Regions from separate parts of the Mus musculus genome. Here region 2 is linked to region 1. Evidence: chromatin loops called from intact Hi-C (ENCODE). Cell type or tissue: heart. All regions are shown on one strand.

What was found. Peaks named below come from ENCODE experiments on the same cell type or tissue, not always from the same donor. Only the 100,000 strongest peaks of a DNase experiment are listed, where the experiment ranks them.
Region 2: it touches region 1 in a loop (2.0-fold over the local background); 1 of 42 quality-filtered maps calls a loop at or near these places.

Annotation. Positions count from the first base shown.
Region 1 is chr1:181,208,257-181,216,256 of GRCm38, reverse strand. It overlaps Wdr26 (WD repeat domain 26), which reads left to right and starts at 4,279. Exons shown (of 14, transcript NM_145514.5): 1 at 4,279-5,181; 2 at 6,945-7,044; 3 at 7,150-7,254. The coding sequence starts at 4,820. It overlaps Gm38664, which reads right to left and starts at 4,821. Exons shown (of 6, transcript XM_011238899.2): 1 at 4,758-4,821; 2 at 4,211-4,447. The coding sequence starts at 4,821. In heart, a CTCF peak has its summit at 3,908; DNase peaks (open chromatin) are centred at 3,836, 4,236, 5,096 and 5,426; H3K4me3 peaks cover 4,010 bases; H3K27ac peaks cover 3,537 bases.
Region 2 is chr1:181,006,076-181,014,075 of GRCm38, reverse strand. The region is part of intron 1 of Ephx1 (epoxide hydrolase 1, microsomal); the gene reads left to right. Among named protein-coding and RNA genes, the nearest start is that of Ephx1, 7.5 kb to the left of the region's middle. In heart, a CTCF peak has its summit at 3,990; DNase peaks (open chromatin) are centred at 3,705, 4,085 and 5,615; H3K27ac peaks cover 1,155 bases.

The sequences.
Region 1 (8,000 bases):
GCTTGTTTGTTTGCTTTTTCCAATTCCATTTACACATCTGCCAGCTCCATTAGACAAATTAATAGGGGTTATTATCTACTTTAAAATAAAAATGGCATTGTGTCTAAGGGGCAGTGAAGTCAAATGACTTGTTCATAGTCAGGCGACTGACTAAATATTCTGACTCCAGCTCCCATATTCACTCGGCTTCTCCCCAGCCTACCCCAGTGCAACAAGTCTAGCCCGCGGCTTTACAACCTCAAACAAAGAAAAGGTAGGAAGAGTTGTGTGTGTGGGTGCATGCTTGGTATCTCTGCACTCCAAAAGGTAAGGCAAGAGAGTCGGTCCCAGGCCAGCCTGGGCTCTGTATGTTAAACTGCTCTACTCCCAAATCCTAAATTTAAATATTGACAGAAACATAACTTTTACCAGTTTAACCAACACCTGTGAAAATTTACTTTTGTGAGTATAAACATCTTTATATTTAAAACATCTCAACTTTTGAAAGTTGATCTTTTTAGTTTTAAGGATGAGAAACGTTGCCTTGGAATATAATAGTCGCCTGTCATTTCGATTTCTTGAGCCGCCTTTTAGCCAATCAGGATTGAGGTAGATGACTGAGGGTCCCCCCCCCCCCTTTCCTTTTGAAACTGGGTCTTTATATGTAGTCTTGGCTGTCCTGGAACTCACTCTACAGACAAGGCTGATCTCTCCCTCCCAAAGGCTGGGATTAAAGGTGTGTGTCACCACTTGCTCCATCACTGTGTTTGGTTTTGGTTTCAGTTTTCCAAGACAAGGGTTTCTCTGTGTAGCCCTGGTTGACCTCAAACTCAGAGATCTGCCTGCCTCTGCCTCCCGAGTGCTGGGATTATAGGCCTGCACCACCACCACCCAGCTGTTTTGTAAAGTCTAAGACAGTTGGTTTTTTTTAGATTTACTTATTTTTCCTTTATCTGTATAAATGTTTCGTCTGCCTGTATGTGCATCCCATGCATGCCTCCTGGGTCCCTTGGATCTAGGGTTACAGATGGTTCAGGTGCTGGGAATCAGATGGCTTTTCTGCAAGAGCAGGGAGTGCTCTTGTCTCTTCAGCACTCAAATCCTTTTGAGAAGAGAAGAAATGCATTTACTTTATAAAGCCCAGACAAGTATCTGTCACTGAAACAAAAGGTTTACAAAATAACCATGCCACCCTCAAGTGGCTTACCCCACTGTTCATGCTTGTATCATTTTCTGCTTTACTTTAAAACCATCTATTATGGCTAAGTACATGGATTTCACAAGTGGGTTATGACCCATAGTTTGAAAAACACAGCCTTAAGATGAACACACAGGGATTCTGCCCTCCAGACGTCCGTACCCTCGCTGTCAGCCTCAAATATACACAGTCCCAAGAGAACCTGAAGCCTGGCAAAGGCCTTGGTGCCAATTACTTCAACAACCTACTGAGCAGCAGACTTTGCAGCATCCCTGACAAGGTGGCACAACCAAAACGTCTGCTTCTCAGTGACACCATCAGCTGTGCACACAGAAAATCCCTGCTTCCCCATCACTGTAGAACCAGACACAGCAGTTCCTCCATTTTGCACCTACCACAGGGCTTTCATATAGAGCCCCATATAGTAGAACAGAAGTTAATTAAGCACCTAAATACACATGCAACTTTTCCCTAAGAGGCAACTTGACTTAGTCCTAGCCCCAGCTTGGTCTTTTGTAGGAGGACAGAAGAGATAAAGCCAGGAGACAGAGATCTAGAAGGTTCCCCTTAAGTGACCTCAGGAGAGCCAGCGGATGAGCTCATCCGCAATCTCCGGTCCTGGGGAGTCCTTAACAAGTCATAGTCCTACCAAAGGCTGGAAGCTGGGAGACACTCCCCTAAGGAGGTTCACTGGAGCTGAGTCTTTTTTTTTTTTGTTTGTTTTTGTTTTTCGAGACAGGGTTTCTCTGTGTAGCCCTGGCTGTCCTGGAACTCACTCTGTAGACCAGGCTGGCCTCGAACTCAGAAATTCGCCTGCCTCTGTCTCCCGAGTGCTGGGATTAAAGGCGCGTGCCATCACGCCTGGCAGGAGCTGAGTCTTGACAGAGAAACTCCACATAATCGGGCTGTGGAGAAGACAGGAGGTCTTCAGAAGAAACAAGCCTAGCAATTCGGCAACAGTGACAAAGGGTTCACAGAGATGGCAAGAGATTAAAACCTTTCCAGAAAGGTACACCGTACAATCTGAAACACATAATTTATGAGCTAACTAAAAATAAAATAAAAACAAAAGGCTTTTTAAAAGAGAGCTAGCCAAAAAGAAAGACTGAGATAAGACCAGATCCACTAGGGAATGCAAGACAACTATACATTTTTTTTTTAACATGTGGGTAACATGAGGTTACTAAAGCCTTCTGAATGTGAAGAACAGTATTCCAAAATTATTGCAAGTGGAGCCGAAACCTGTCTCTAAAGGCTCTAGAGTCAGACAATAAGCTCCCAATGTTTTACTATAGATAAAAGGGGCACATGCATATGGATTTCATAAATTCAAGAACTTCTAAGAGGCATCTAGGCTACTCTGAGGTGAAAAGCTGAGATGTGCGCACTGAGCCTGGATGGTGATGAAGTCCTAGTCATTGCTCCTCTCCTCTCCCCCTTTGTTAAGGAGTGGAAACCTGGCCTATAGTTAAATGGTCCTTTTCTTTATAAAAGCTACAGACTTTACTCAAACTAAGCTCCTGACTTGATCCACCTGAAGGTTGCTAGGAACCAGTAGATTACGATAAACCATTTTTCAGAAAGTAAATTTTGCCTAAACACTAACAACCTTCATGATAATGAGATTTCTAAAGTTGCTGTACAGGGCTCTATGAGGGCATTGACTATCTAGTAATTCTGGCTCTGCTGGATATACTGTCTGTGCCCTATGAACCTCAGCTAAAATGAAGGTCTGTCTCAGGTGAATACAAACACCGTATGTGAGTCACTTTGCAATTACAGCTGACACCTGAAAGCATATTTAAAGCATGACAGCCACAATGCTAGATCTCTGTAAGACTGCCCTGGTCTCTGTCTCTCTTCCCAGTCTCAAGATGAAGAGAGCTCAGGATTCTTGACAAATCATAGGCTAATTTTTATTACACTTCTAAATTTAAAAAAGGCTGTCCCCAAAGACCTAAAAATTACTGAGCTGTGAGTGTTGTAAATTTCAGAGACATAAGATGTATTGCTTAAGGCTGTTGGGTCTGTTTGTTTGGTCTTTTTGTTGTTGTTTTCCTCCCAAATGGAAGTCACGTCAGGAAAAATATCTGTCCACACCAGGTCTACATGCTACGACCCAAGTCCATGAAACTGACTAGGGCCCCATGGACCATTTGCCACAGAGTAACATAGTTACTCAGTTCTCTGCTGCTGTGTTTCTCCACTCAAGAAAGCCGTTTAAAGCGCTGGGACAGTGAAACTCCGGCCACTTGAAAATTTCAAACCAGAATCTGAAACGGTGCCCCAATCCCACCCCTCGGTCAGAGGTACAGGAACCAGGAACAAGACATCTGAGCGAGCACTTAAAAGAAAGACAAAACAAACCTAGTAAAACTCCAAAGCAAAGCGCCTCTACACACCCTCAGCCTTTGAAACGTCTTGCCCCCACGAGTTGTTGTTTTTCCTCCCAGAGGGAAGGCAGTTTACGGCCGACTTCGCCTTCCCAGGGTGGAGCACACTCAGCTCTGCTGTCATCTCCCTTGTCCTGGACTGACACGGATACAACTGTGTGTGGTGCTTGGCTGTGCAAGTTCAAGTGTTTCCACCCTAAACCGAGGCAGTGGTTAAATCCTGAGTGCAGAGCAAGAAGCCGGTGGCCAGGGGCCTAGCACACCCTTGTGCTCGAAGTCACAAGCTGCAAAACCAGGCCGCCGGCGGCCCCACCCTGGCCCGTGCCAGTGCGTCTGCGGCCCCCTCCACGCCGGCCGCTCGCTCCTTTCTGGGTCACTCAGGGTGCAGGGCGAGGACGTGATCTCCGCCTCCCACCCTGCAGGGCCCCGGAGCGAGGCTGCGAACTTACTGCAGGCCGAGCTCGCACGCCTGACCCGGGGAGCCAGGGCGGCCTCGCACAGGCGGGCCAGGTCGTGCTGAGTCGCGCCTCCCCGCCGGGGCCGGACCCCCACCCCCGGCCGCCCTCGCCTTCACCCCACGGCCTCACCCCGGCCGCCGGACACACACGTGCCGGGTGACAGCCCCCTATAGGTTCCATACCTGCTGCCGGAAGTGAGCGAGGAGGGCAGTATAGGCATTTCCTGTGACGCCAGCGCCCGGACTCCATTAGACAGCAGCTGGGGGAAGAATCAACACACCAGGGAGCGGAGCGGCGCGGACCCAGCACCGAGGCGGCCGCTGCCTCCGCCGCCGCCTCCGCCGCCGCCGTCCGGGCTCCCAGCTTCGGGCCCGCGCCCCCCCCAGTGCCCGCGAGCCCCCGGGCCGCGCCGCGAGCGCCTCCGGAGGGGGGGGGAAGGGCCCGGTCCTCCTTCTCCCCCTCCTCCCGCCCCGCCGACCCCCGCCGCGCCCCGCCGGCCTCCCACCACGGCCTCTCTCGGCGAGGAAACTCTGGCCTCCGCTTCCTCCTCCTCCGACTCGGACGCCGGCGGAGCCTCCCCGCCCCCGCGAAAGAAGCCCCGAGCCTCGGCGGCGGAGGGAGCAGGAGAGCCCGGGGCCTCGGCGGGCCGAGCAGGCCTCCCCCCCCCGCCCTCGCCCTCGCCGGCCGCCTCCTCCTCCTCCTCCTCCGTGGTGGTGGTGGTGGGACTGCCTCCGGCCGCCCCCGCCGCCCCGCAGCGGAGCAGCGGCCACAGCCTGGTCAGCGGCGGCACCATGCAGGCCAACGGGGCGGGAGGAGGCGGCGGCGGGGGCGGCGGGGGCCAGGGCCAGACCCCGGAGCTCGCCTGCCTGTCGGCGCAGAACGGGGAGTCGTCCCCTTCGGCGACGTCCGCGGGGGACCTGGCCCACGCCAACGGGCTCCTGCCTGCCGCCCCCTCCGCCGCTGGCAACAATAGCAACAGCCTGAGTGTCAATAACGGGGTTCCCGGCGGGGCCGCCGCGGCCTCCGCCACCGCCGCCGCCGCCCAGGCCACCCCCGAGCTGGGCAGCAGCCTCAAGAAGAAGAAGCGGCTCTCGCAGTCCGATGAGGATGTCATTAGGCTCATAGGACAGCACCTCAATGGCCTAGGGCTCAAGTAAGTGTCCGTCCTACAACTGGTGAGGGCCAGGCCGGGGCCGAGCGGCCGGGTGGGTTGCGGGGACCCCGGGGCCCAGTGCGCAGGAGGCCGGGGACAGACAGCCCTGGGGGGGGGGGCGGTGGAGGGGAGGTCTAGGAAAGGGAATCGGCCCGATGTCTTAAGGCCAGCCGAGCCGCCTGGGCTGGGGAGGGGTAGTGGAAACCCAGGGCGACCCCTCCCCGCGCACCTCCAGAGCAGGATTGTCTGTCCGGGAAGGCGGACACCGAGGTTGTTTATGCTGGGGGAGGGGTGGATCAGAGCGGTGGAAATAATGAACCTTGGAGGATTTGTTTTTCAAGTGTGTCTCAGAGGCATCTTTGTGGGACACCTCCCCACCCCCACCCCTGACCGACAGCAGCCCAGGCAAACTACCAATCAGGAAGGACAGTCGCCTACAAGTGTTTATGGGAACTAAGGGGCTGGCATAATTTGGAAAGAGGCTGTCGAGTAAATCTGATGGGAATAATGAAGTCAGATACCCAGTGGAAGTCATGCAGACAGAGGCCGTGTGTGTGTGTGTGTGTGTGTGTGTGTGTGTGTGTGTGTGTACACACTAGAGGCCTAGCACTAGTAAAATCCCACTTCAAAACCCAGAAGGTTTTCTTTTGAAAATGTGATGTCAGGTCTGGTGAATCATTGGTTTTCAAATACAGTTTGGGTGGTCATTAATGTAGGGTGAAGGTAGACAGCGGGTCCAACCAAAACGCATCTGTTTTGAACACACAGGAAAGAAAAGCTGAGGGAGTTGAGGTAGGGTTGGTGGGAGTGTCCTGGAGCTGAGTGAAGGTGGCAGAGCCAGGAGCTGACAGTAAACAAGCAACAGTTTCTTAGAGTCAAGGCGAATTTGAAGGCAACCAGACCAGGGATTTTGGTTTTGTTTGGTTTTGCTTTGTGTGTGTGTGTGTGTGTGTGTGTGTGTGTGTGTGGAGAGAGAGAGAGAGAGAGAGAGAGAGAGAGCGCACCCGTGCATTGGTTGGGAAAGGGGCAGATCTGCATTTTCTCAGTGACAGAAGTATTTCCACTCCCAAGCTGATAATTGCACTGTTGAGCTGAAAAATGGGGAGCGCTAAAGAAACACCGAACCAAACCATGAACAGCTCCCAGAGAAAAATCCAGAAAGGTTTCACTTTAGTCCCCAAGGAAAAGGAAAAGTGTGAAAATAAATTTTGTGAATGCTAACAGAATATATTACTGAGGGAAGCAGTAAGCTGACAGCAGCAGGCGGAAATAACTCGTGACTGTTTGGAGCCTACAGCATAGTAAATTGGCTATTTTTAGTATGGAGAGAAAGGAAAGGGTTTGGGGTGCTGGACTTGTTTTAATTGTAAAGATTGACCTAGCAGGCTTTCCATACCAGCAGAATATCTGGAAGGAAAGCTATACCTAATACAGGCCATCTGTCACCTTGTATTTTATCTTTCAAAGTGCTGTGCCATAGATAATGTGTAGACCCTAGTTTTTATTTAACCAATGTTAGAGCACATTTTTAGAAATTGTATACTCTTTTAAACTTCTGAAACATTAAATGGCAAAAGTAGGAAGAACTTGCTTAATTCCAGTTTCAAGAAAGGTTTTTAATTTGAAATGTAGGTGGCATTTACTTTATGAAGGGTTTTAAAGCTATTTTTTTTCTTCTTCATGAAGTTGTACATACTAGTTTTTTAGGAAGAGTAAAGCCCTACAGTTGGTCAGGTCTTTCTCACACTGTATCTCTCCTGCAGCCAGACTGTTGATCTCCTCATGCAAGAGTCAGGATGTCGTTTAGAGCATCCTTCTGCTACCAAATTCCGAAATCATGTCATGGAAGGAGACTGGGATAAGGTAAAGGAGGCCGGGAGCTGTGTGACTGCGGCGCTGCAGCTATGTGGTTGATGGGGATTTGGGGACATTGTTGGTTTTCTTTTATATCTTTTTTTTTCTTTGCAGGCAGAGAATGACCTGAATGAGCTAAAGCCTTTAGTGCATTCTCCTCACGCTATTGTGGTAAGAGGCGCACTTGAAATCTCTCAAACGTTGTTGGGAATAATTGTGGTAAATACACTTTTGTTCTTAGTTTCACATTTATGCTTATTTTAGGTTATTGATAACTATAGGCATCTGATCTTAAGAGGCTTGAAAGTAAATTTTATATAATTTATAAATAAGAATGAGTTGTTTATGATTATAACCTATGAACTTTAACTGTTTTAAGTCATGCTTAGTAAATGTCATTTGAAACAATTGGTAATTTACACTTTATAAAAATTTAAAGATTCTCCTGCTTTTAGTGCTGTTGATAAGAGCCTTATTAATGTTAAGAATAAAATATACTTTTATATCACTCAAAATACTCACTGTGTTTGTTAAAGTGAAAAATATACTTGGGTGTATATATACTGTACAGCCTGAAGAATCTGGTAAATTGTTTTTTTTGATCGTTGGAATTACATAGTTAATTAATAATAGTCTAATTATACTGTTGATGTGCCCATGTTCTTTCATTCACGTTATAAGAATGACAGGTGTGAAAGTTTATATGATAGTGTCACCTTGGGAGGGTTAGGTGCAGGCTTGGCTATTGGGCCCCACTCACCAATCCTTATATTCTTGGAAAGATCAGTTTAATAGTTTGTCCTTGTTAGTCTCTTTCATAAACCTTAACTGGTTTAGTTTTGTTGTGTTTTTTGTTTTGTTTTTGTTTTGTTTTTTTAATGCTGGTGGGTTTTAATTCTTTAGGAAGGGTATGTTTTGTTTTGTGTTTTTAAAGCATGAGTGATTGGAAAGCATAAAGAATCAGC
Region 2 (8,000 bases), 200 kb after region 1:
ACTAAACTTCTCTACTATAAGTCAGCCCCAATTAAATCTTTCCTTCTAAGACTTGCTGAGTTGTGGTCTCTCTTCACAGCAATAGAAATCCTCACTAAGGCAGTGGGAAAGGGTAAGTGACTGATGGCCCTCAGTTCTGCTCCATCTAGGGTGTGTTAGGATCTCCATTGCCCTAGGCCTAGTTATCACTCCCTTGCCTTAATGTTATCTCTGCTCCTTGATGGTGATAGGATGGAGAAAGTTGCCACAGTGCCACACTGGTGCCCACCTCAGGGTGAGTGCCATTCCGAGAGGGTCCCACTGAGGTAGGTGCTTTGGTGGCTTTTGAAGTCTCCCTGTTCAAAGGATTGAGAAGATTGAAAATGTTTTAGCATTCACGTTTTTATCTACACTTTATTTAGCAACTAGGATTATGCTGAGGTTTGTGGGGTTCATTGTACACGTGTTTGCTGATAAGAGAGAAGTATGGGGTTTTTTTTTTTTAAGCAGGTCAAAGGAACTCTTACTACACGTCGCAAGGAGTTGGAGGCATGTGCTTTGACTGCTAAGCACGGTTAAGTCTTATTTGTGGGCTTCTCTCAAAGGATTATGGTCCCTTGCCAGCCATTTGAAAGTTCCTTGAAGAGACTTAAACAGATCCTGGGGTTGAGGGCTCCTCTATCTCCCTGTCTTTCTGTAAGTACTACCACAATGTTACAACAGTCCAGGGCCTCTCTGAACTTCCTCTAGACAGTGGATGCCTGACACATGAGTGTTCCTGCCATGGACACATCTGGCTGGCTTTAATCTGCCTGCAGTTTTCTTCATGACCTGGGAAGGCTGTGGGATGCCATGGTCAGGGTTAGGAGGTCCCAGAGCCTCCATGTGGCATCACAGGGACACAGTGAAACTTCTATAAACTGAGGACATGGCCACTCCAAGGCATGGTTAACTGGAAAGTTTTTATTGTGTATATGAGAGAGTGCCGCTAGAGGTATCCTGATGGGTTTGGAACAGAGAGAGAGAAAGTCATAAACTGAGCATGGCCAGCAGACTGCATGGGCCACGAGAGAAGGCTTGATTCTAAAATCCATCTCTAGAGAGATGAGAGCAGAGGTACTTGGCACTGGGAAAAGACAGATTAGCCTGTCTCCCTGTCACATACAAATGAAAGGCCATTTCCCCAAATGCTGGTGACTAGACAAACGCCGGCATTGCTCTAGAACTTGGGAAGCTGGCTTCCCTCTACTAAAGGAGCCATTTCCTTAACACTGGCAGAAGGGACAAACGGCTAACTCTGGTGCCTGATAGCACGACAAAGCCCATGCTGGCCTCCAGGTCCCTCAGTATTACAAGGGCCTAGCTCTTTCTACCTCCTCCAGGACCCCAAGCTTCTCCAGCTCATGGCCTTCCTCCCCAGCTGTCCATTTCTTCCAACCCTGCTAATTCTGCTGTGTACACTCTGGGTCTTCCCTTGATCTTCATCCCTCCATCCCCCAACCCCCACCCCACGCTGTTCTCTTGCTTCTCTCATGGCCAGGTCCAGTCTACTGGCCTTGTTCAATCTACTGCTCCCTGTCTCTGCTCTGGACTCTTCCAAGGCCTCTGGCTGTTCTCTCCCTCATATCTACAATGAAAACCTTCCTCTTCACCATGTCATGGAACAATCACATCACCAGCTCACACACTCACAGGTAAATTTACCCATGTTTTACCTTGGTTCCATGGCTTTCTATAAACTGTAAGAGGATGCTGTCTGGAGAAACTTAGAGACCCTCCCTTGTCTAAATTGTAAGCAAATCCGCTCTCCTTGGAGAGTTTGTTTCTTAAATCTTTTTAGAATATAAGGCAGTCAGACTGCAGGTTTCTGGACCTAAGTCCCCGGGGAATGTCAGGGCAGTTTAGGGGAGCTGGTCTTCCCTGCTTACTCAGGGAATTATGCCTTCCTTCTTGCTTGCCTCTGGCAGACCTACTGCCCAACCAGCTTGTCTCTCAGAGGAAACAGAACCACCCAGAAAATGGAAAGGAACTCATCTCCCGCTGCAAGGTGGCTCTGTTCTCTCCCCATTGTGCACCCTACTGTGGGAGGCCTCCCAGCCCCTGTTAGGATCCTGACTTCTGAGAACCTGTGTTCAAAGAGATGATACTGGGGCAGAGCATCTTAAAGTCAGAGAAGATGATGGCTCCGGCATCTGAACCTCTGCAGCTACCTGGGGAGTTTCCTTTTCTTTTCACCGTGGATTGACCCCAGGGCCTCATAAATGCTAGGCACGGTGCTCTGCTATTGAGCTACACCCAGTTCCCTCCACAGGCTTTTGAACTCCTTACTTGTAGCCCCTGGAGACCTGACGCTCTCTTGAGACCTAGGCATTGCTACAGGCAAATTCAACACTCTCCCAGCCTCCAATGAAAAACCCAGAGAGCAGTGCTGGAAGGCTAGCCAGGCCTCACGGGGCAGCCAGGAAGTTCTTCCTGTACCCACACAGCAAGGAGGGTGGATTGGACTACTCAAAAGCCTTGCAGGTTCTGTTGCAGGCTATCGAGGACACTTTCAGGCTATGAAGGTTCCAGGCCACAGGTTATAATCTCTGAGGATCCGCTGGGTATGGTGTGGACAATGCACGGCACAGAGTGGCTTGTGGAGGGAGGATAGTGCATGCTGGACAGTCTACTCCTGCTACTCCAGCCTGGGCATCCATCAACCCAGCTCAACAGCAGGCATGGGCTAGCCTTCCTCCTTAAAGGAGGTGAGATGCACTTCTAGACATTTAAAGCCAGTGGAAAACTTGACAGATCCTATTTGGATCATCAGAGCTGGAGATGGGAAAGGGCACAGGGACCTAACAGTGCAGCTCCCCTGCCCTTCTCTCCTTATAGGACTTAAAAACCTGTGTCACAGCATTGAGGGGAATAGTGAATCCATGCTGGCTGACAGCATAGTGGGAAAGGATGTGCCCACATGAGGGAGGCTCTAAAAGCCATCCCAAGTTCATGCATGCACACACACACACACACACTTAATGGAGCATGTTTGTTTGAGAGCCCATGAAGTAGAGTCAAGAGGCCATTGTCAATGAGATCTCAGACACATCTGCACTAGAATCTGCCTGAGACCGTGTAAAACAATCATTTCTAACTAATTAACGAGCTAGCTTTCACAGACTCCTTAAGTTTAAAGCTTATAAACACAGGCTTAAGTCAATACATTTAAGTGGCTTTTCCACACCGGAAGTATCCTCCCTCTCTAAAGGCATCCAGGGCCTGCCCTCCCACCCGTACTATCCCCGCCCTCCCTAGTTAACTCCTCTGTGGGGGTGACCAGACTAAGGCCTGGAGAAGCAGTCCCTGTCCTTAGGAGGGGTCAGGGGCAGCACTGAAGGCCTGGCCTCCAGCTGGGCTGGCCCTGGCCTCTGGTGTGCTTCAGCAGTGCACCCTCCAGATGGTGAAGTCTCTGCTGACACCACACTGGGCTCTCCTCACCTTGCCCTGCTTATCCTCTTTCCTATATTGCCTTGAAATGCACCCAAAACCTTCTCTTGCTGGTTGACTCTAGCCTTCTCTCCTTAGCTCACATCCAAGGCTGTGCCACCTAGGCACCGGCACAGAGGGCACACCACAGCTGAGCCACCACAGCACAGGGACAGTGGCACTGAGGGAGAACAGACTGGCCCTTAGCCATCTGTGTGGTCCAAGGAAGCCTCTGCTTAGCCATCACTGACCAGCCTGAAACCTGGAGTGGTGAGCAGGCTGCACTGTCAGAAGGAAGGCCTGGGGGTTGTCAGCAAAGACATTTGCACCCCTTCCTTTTGTGGCAGGCTGACTGGAACACAAGAGGGGCCAAATGCCTCCCTTCCCCTGCTTAGAGTTTCCTCACTTCCCTAGGAAGGGAGATGGAGTTGCTGGGCCAGTCAGATCCAGGGTCAAAAGGAGGTCACACCTCTCTCTCTCCCTCTGACACCTGAAGGCAGCAGGTACTTCCCCTCAGCTCCCACAGTCACCAAGGCAAAGTGTAGATGCCAGGATCTCTGGTCACCACCAGGCGATCTCACATAGCCTCTCTGAGGGAGCGTGCCTTATGTCCAGTCAGATCCAGGGCCTGCTGCCAACAGTGGCAAGGCTCTCTGCACTTACTCTTGGCCGTTGTTCTGGAAAAGCCCTGAGTTTCCAGGCCTGTGATCTGCCCTACAGAGACCACATCTGCTGAGTCACTATTAGCTGGTATTAGAGGGCAATCTCAGGGAGCATGCCTCTCTCTCTCTCTCTCTCTCTCTCTCTCTCTCTCTCTCTCTCTCTCTCTCTGGGTAAAGAGAACAGGTTTCTCTCCAAGGGCAGTTGGCTGACCCCAACTATGAGGCTTGCAGTGACTGCCTCTGACCCCACACTTATCTCTAGTCTTGCTCCACACTTAACAATAATCCTCAATCCATTAGCTCCGCAGACTAGACTGAGAAATAAGCTGTATGCTATTACTTAAGAAAAATTTAAAATCTTCTTCAATCAAAACTTCTAGTGTCTACGTTATGATCCAGAGAACTTATCTCATTCAGTCAGTGTTGAATTATTATTCAGTAAGTGCCAGGGTCTGAGAATACAGAGGGAACCAAGGGTGCTTGCCTATAGTGAGAGGGGCACAGGCCCTGGTGTAACAGCTAAGCCCAGGCAGAACTGAAGGCCATGGGAATAAACAGCCACCTCAGAGCTCTGGAACAAGAGAGGTTGCTGGGCATAGGAACTGAACAAAGATGGTTAGGGTCTGTGGCTCAAGCGAGTACAGGGGGAGATGGGTCATCAGACTTGGAACCATGGTAAATTCCTTGAGGTGTGTGTGTGTGTGTGTGTGTGTTGGAGATGTGGACTGGGAATGGAATCCCCATCCTCTGAAAGACTAGCGAAGCTCTTCTGAGTCATCTTCCCAGCCTGGGGTTACAATGTTGTAACATATGTATCCAGCTGTTTGTTTTGGTTTTTTGGTTTTTTTTGGTGTTTTGTTTTGTTTTGTTTTGTTTTGTTTTGTTTTGTTTTGTTTGACAGTTATTATATTTATATGAAGTGTTGGTTTTAGTTTGGTTTTGTTGTTGTCGTTTTTAAGATTTTATTTATTTATCTTATGTATGTGGGTACACTGTAACTGAACAGATGGTTGTGAGCTTTCATGTAGTTGTTGGGTTTAAGATTTTATTTATTAATTTTATGTATGTGGGTACACTGTAGCTGAACAGATGGTTGTGAGCTTTCATGTGGTTGTTGGGAATTGATTTTTAGGACCTCTGCTCGCTCTGGTCAACCCCACTCACTCAGTCCCTGCTCGCTCTGGCCCAAAGATTTATTTATGATTATACATAAGTACACTGTAGCTGTCTTCAGATGCACCAGAAGGGGATGTCAGATCTCATTACGGGTGGTTGTGAGCCACCTTATAGTTGCTGGGATTTGAACTCAGGACCTTCGGAAGAGCAGTCTTAACTGCTGAGCCATCTCATCAGCCCCTGGTTTTGGTTTTTCAACACATCTTCTTTACTAAGCAACCAATCCTTTCCTTGGGGAGAATACCTTAACTCTAAGAAAAAAATGGTTTCCTTTTGCTTTTGTAACACTAGGCATCAAACATCTCACATGAGCTAGGAGCCATGCCAACAGCCCCGCCCTCCAATAGAATGGCTTCCTCTTCAACTGCAATTCTCTGGGCACAGGTCTTTCTCATTGGAAAATTGGGTTACAAAGCAAATGAAAAGACTACTGGAAGAATGAAACCTTTGGTACAAGATAAATTGACCTTCAGTTTCCAGTGCTAGCATGTCAAAAAGGAACTTGGGACTTGTTATTTTTGTTTCCAGAGTCTTTCCTGATATCCTCTAACTTTGGTGTTTTGAAGAGGTTAGAATGTTCTCTGCTGCAAAAGAAATAGACCACACAGAAGACTTTGTTGCAACTGTTCACTACAGGGTAGAGCCTCAGCAGACAGCAGTGAGACCCCTGACAATGAGAACAGGACTTCTCTGAGCTAATAGCACAGACATGCACCCCCTAGGACATGGTTTACAGAACGTGGATGGTCACGGGCCTATCTGGACTGAGCTTGGCTTAACCCGTCTGGATCACAGCTTCGGTGAGGGCACATGGGCAGGACAGTGGGCATCCCAGGACATAGGTGTCTCCACTCTCTCACCTTCAGCCTGGTTCTGTGCACATATGCTGCTGTAGACGGCTTGGATATGAGAGTCCCACATAGTGAATTAGGGGAAAGGAAAGGACACCCACGTTGGTGGAGCACCTGCTCAGGGCCATTCATTCGTCATCGGTAGCCTGATAGGTTGATGATCCCCACACTCTAGATAACAAAGGCTCAAGGGGTTTTATAACTTATCCAGAGTCTCGAAGCTGCTGTGATAGAACTGCAAATGGATCCAGCAAAGGAAGAAAACATACTAGAACCCCCCTTACTGTGCCTCCAAGATCTCCTGCCCCTAAAGCCAGATGCATCCAAGCTTCTAATTGTGGCACCATGGCTCAGAAGCTCTGGAGGACAACAGCAGGCAGCATCCTCACTGTCCCTCCAAATGTGCTACCATGCTACTCAGATCACAGACACTGCATGGTACATCCATGACTGCTAATGGCACTAGCATGTCACATCCTCCAGGAGACTCATGGTTGGGTCTTCCCTCTGAACCAACTCTTTCAGGAACTGGGCTATCTGGAGTTGACCTCTCCTAAAAGGTCTATGAAAAAGTGAGAGTCCAGGTGAACTTTTCATGACCACCTGAACTGAAGATGGCATCTCCCTGTGAGACTTTCACTGAGGTGAACTGTGTCAGCATTCTTATCTTTACTAGATTCATACAGACCTTTATTCTTTATCCAATGACCTCCAATATCTTTGTAGTTATGCTTTGGAAGAAATGCTGTGGAACTTATAGATGTGTCGATGGGATAAGAAAGGGTGCTAGAACCACCTTTTCTGTAGACTCTGAATGAAGCCAGACCCAAGTCTATCCTGCTCTGAATTGTGGGCATCTCAATGCTTAGTCTAGGGGAAGGGTTATGTGGGCAAAGATATACCCATAGACAGCAGGCACCAGCTCTGACTGGTCAGACTCCAGGCTCTATGTTTTCCAGGTGGCACTACCTACTCATGTTCAGAGAAAGGCATTGCATATTATCCTTCCAGGAGGAGGGAGGAAAGACTCACAGTCTAGGAGGTTCCTTGGGGGCCACAGTACCTGGGCTCGTCAGTGAGTGTTCTGAGGTCCCAGGGCTGGTATGAAAGTTTCAGACTGTAAACACATACTGAGAAAGCAGGCTAGAGAGGGGGCATGCAGCACATGTGAGCAAATGTACATAACAACAGATATATTCTTCAGCCATGAATTGTAATTCTCAAAAGCACGGAGCTATGCATTTCCTGTTTCCAGTTCTTACCTTAAGTAAGTGTTGGGATAGGTTGGTTGGTTGGTGGGCTGCTTGGTTGGCTGGTTGACAGGCTGGTTGGTTGGTTGGTTGATTGGTTCGTTGGTTGGTTGGCTAGTTGGTTGGTTGGTTGACTGGCTGGCTGGCTAGTTGGTTGGCTGGTTGATTTTTAAAGGTCCATGAAGAGTGGATTTGCCTTTACTGTTGATTGGCAAATGCAGCAAACCCAACCTGCAGCAGGACAATGCCAGTGGCTATTTGAGGCTAATCAGAAATAACATTTCTGTGCACCTTTCTTACCTGCTCTTAAGTAATGACTGTTGGTCAGGTGGGGTGAACTGAGGCATTGCAGCCAATCCTGCTTTGTAGTCTGAGACCCAGTGACTCCAAGGCCCATCAACTTACACTTGAGCAAAGTACACCACCATTTTACATAGTGGATAATACTTATATTCTCCTACCTGGATTATTCTAAGAAACAAAGCCTTTACATTACTCTTTAGCTTTGTCACTTTGTGCCCCCACTGTATGCTTGAGTTTTTTGGAGAACAATACTTTCCAAGACACCACATAGATGCAGTGGTAACTGCATCTGAGTGACATAGGGTTACCTG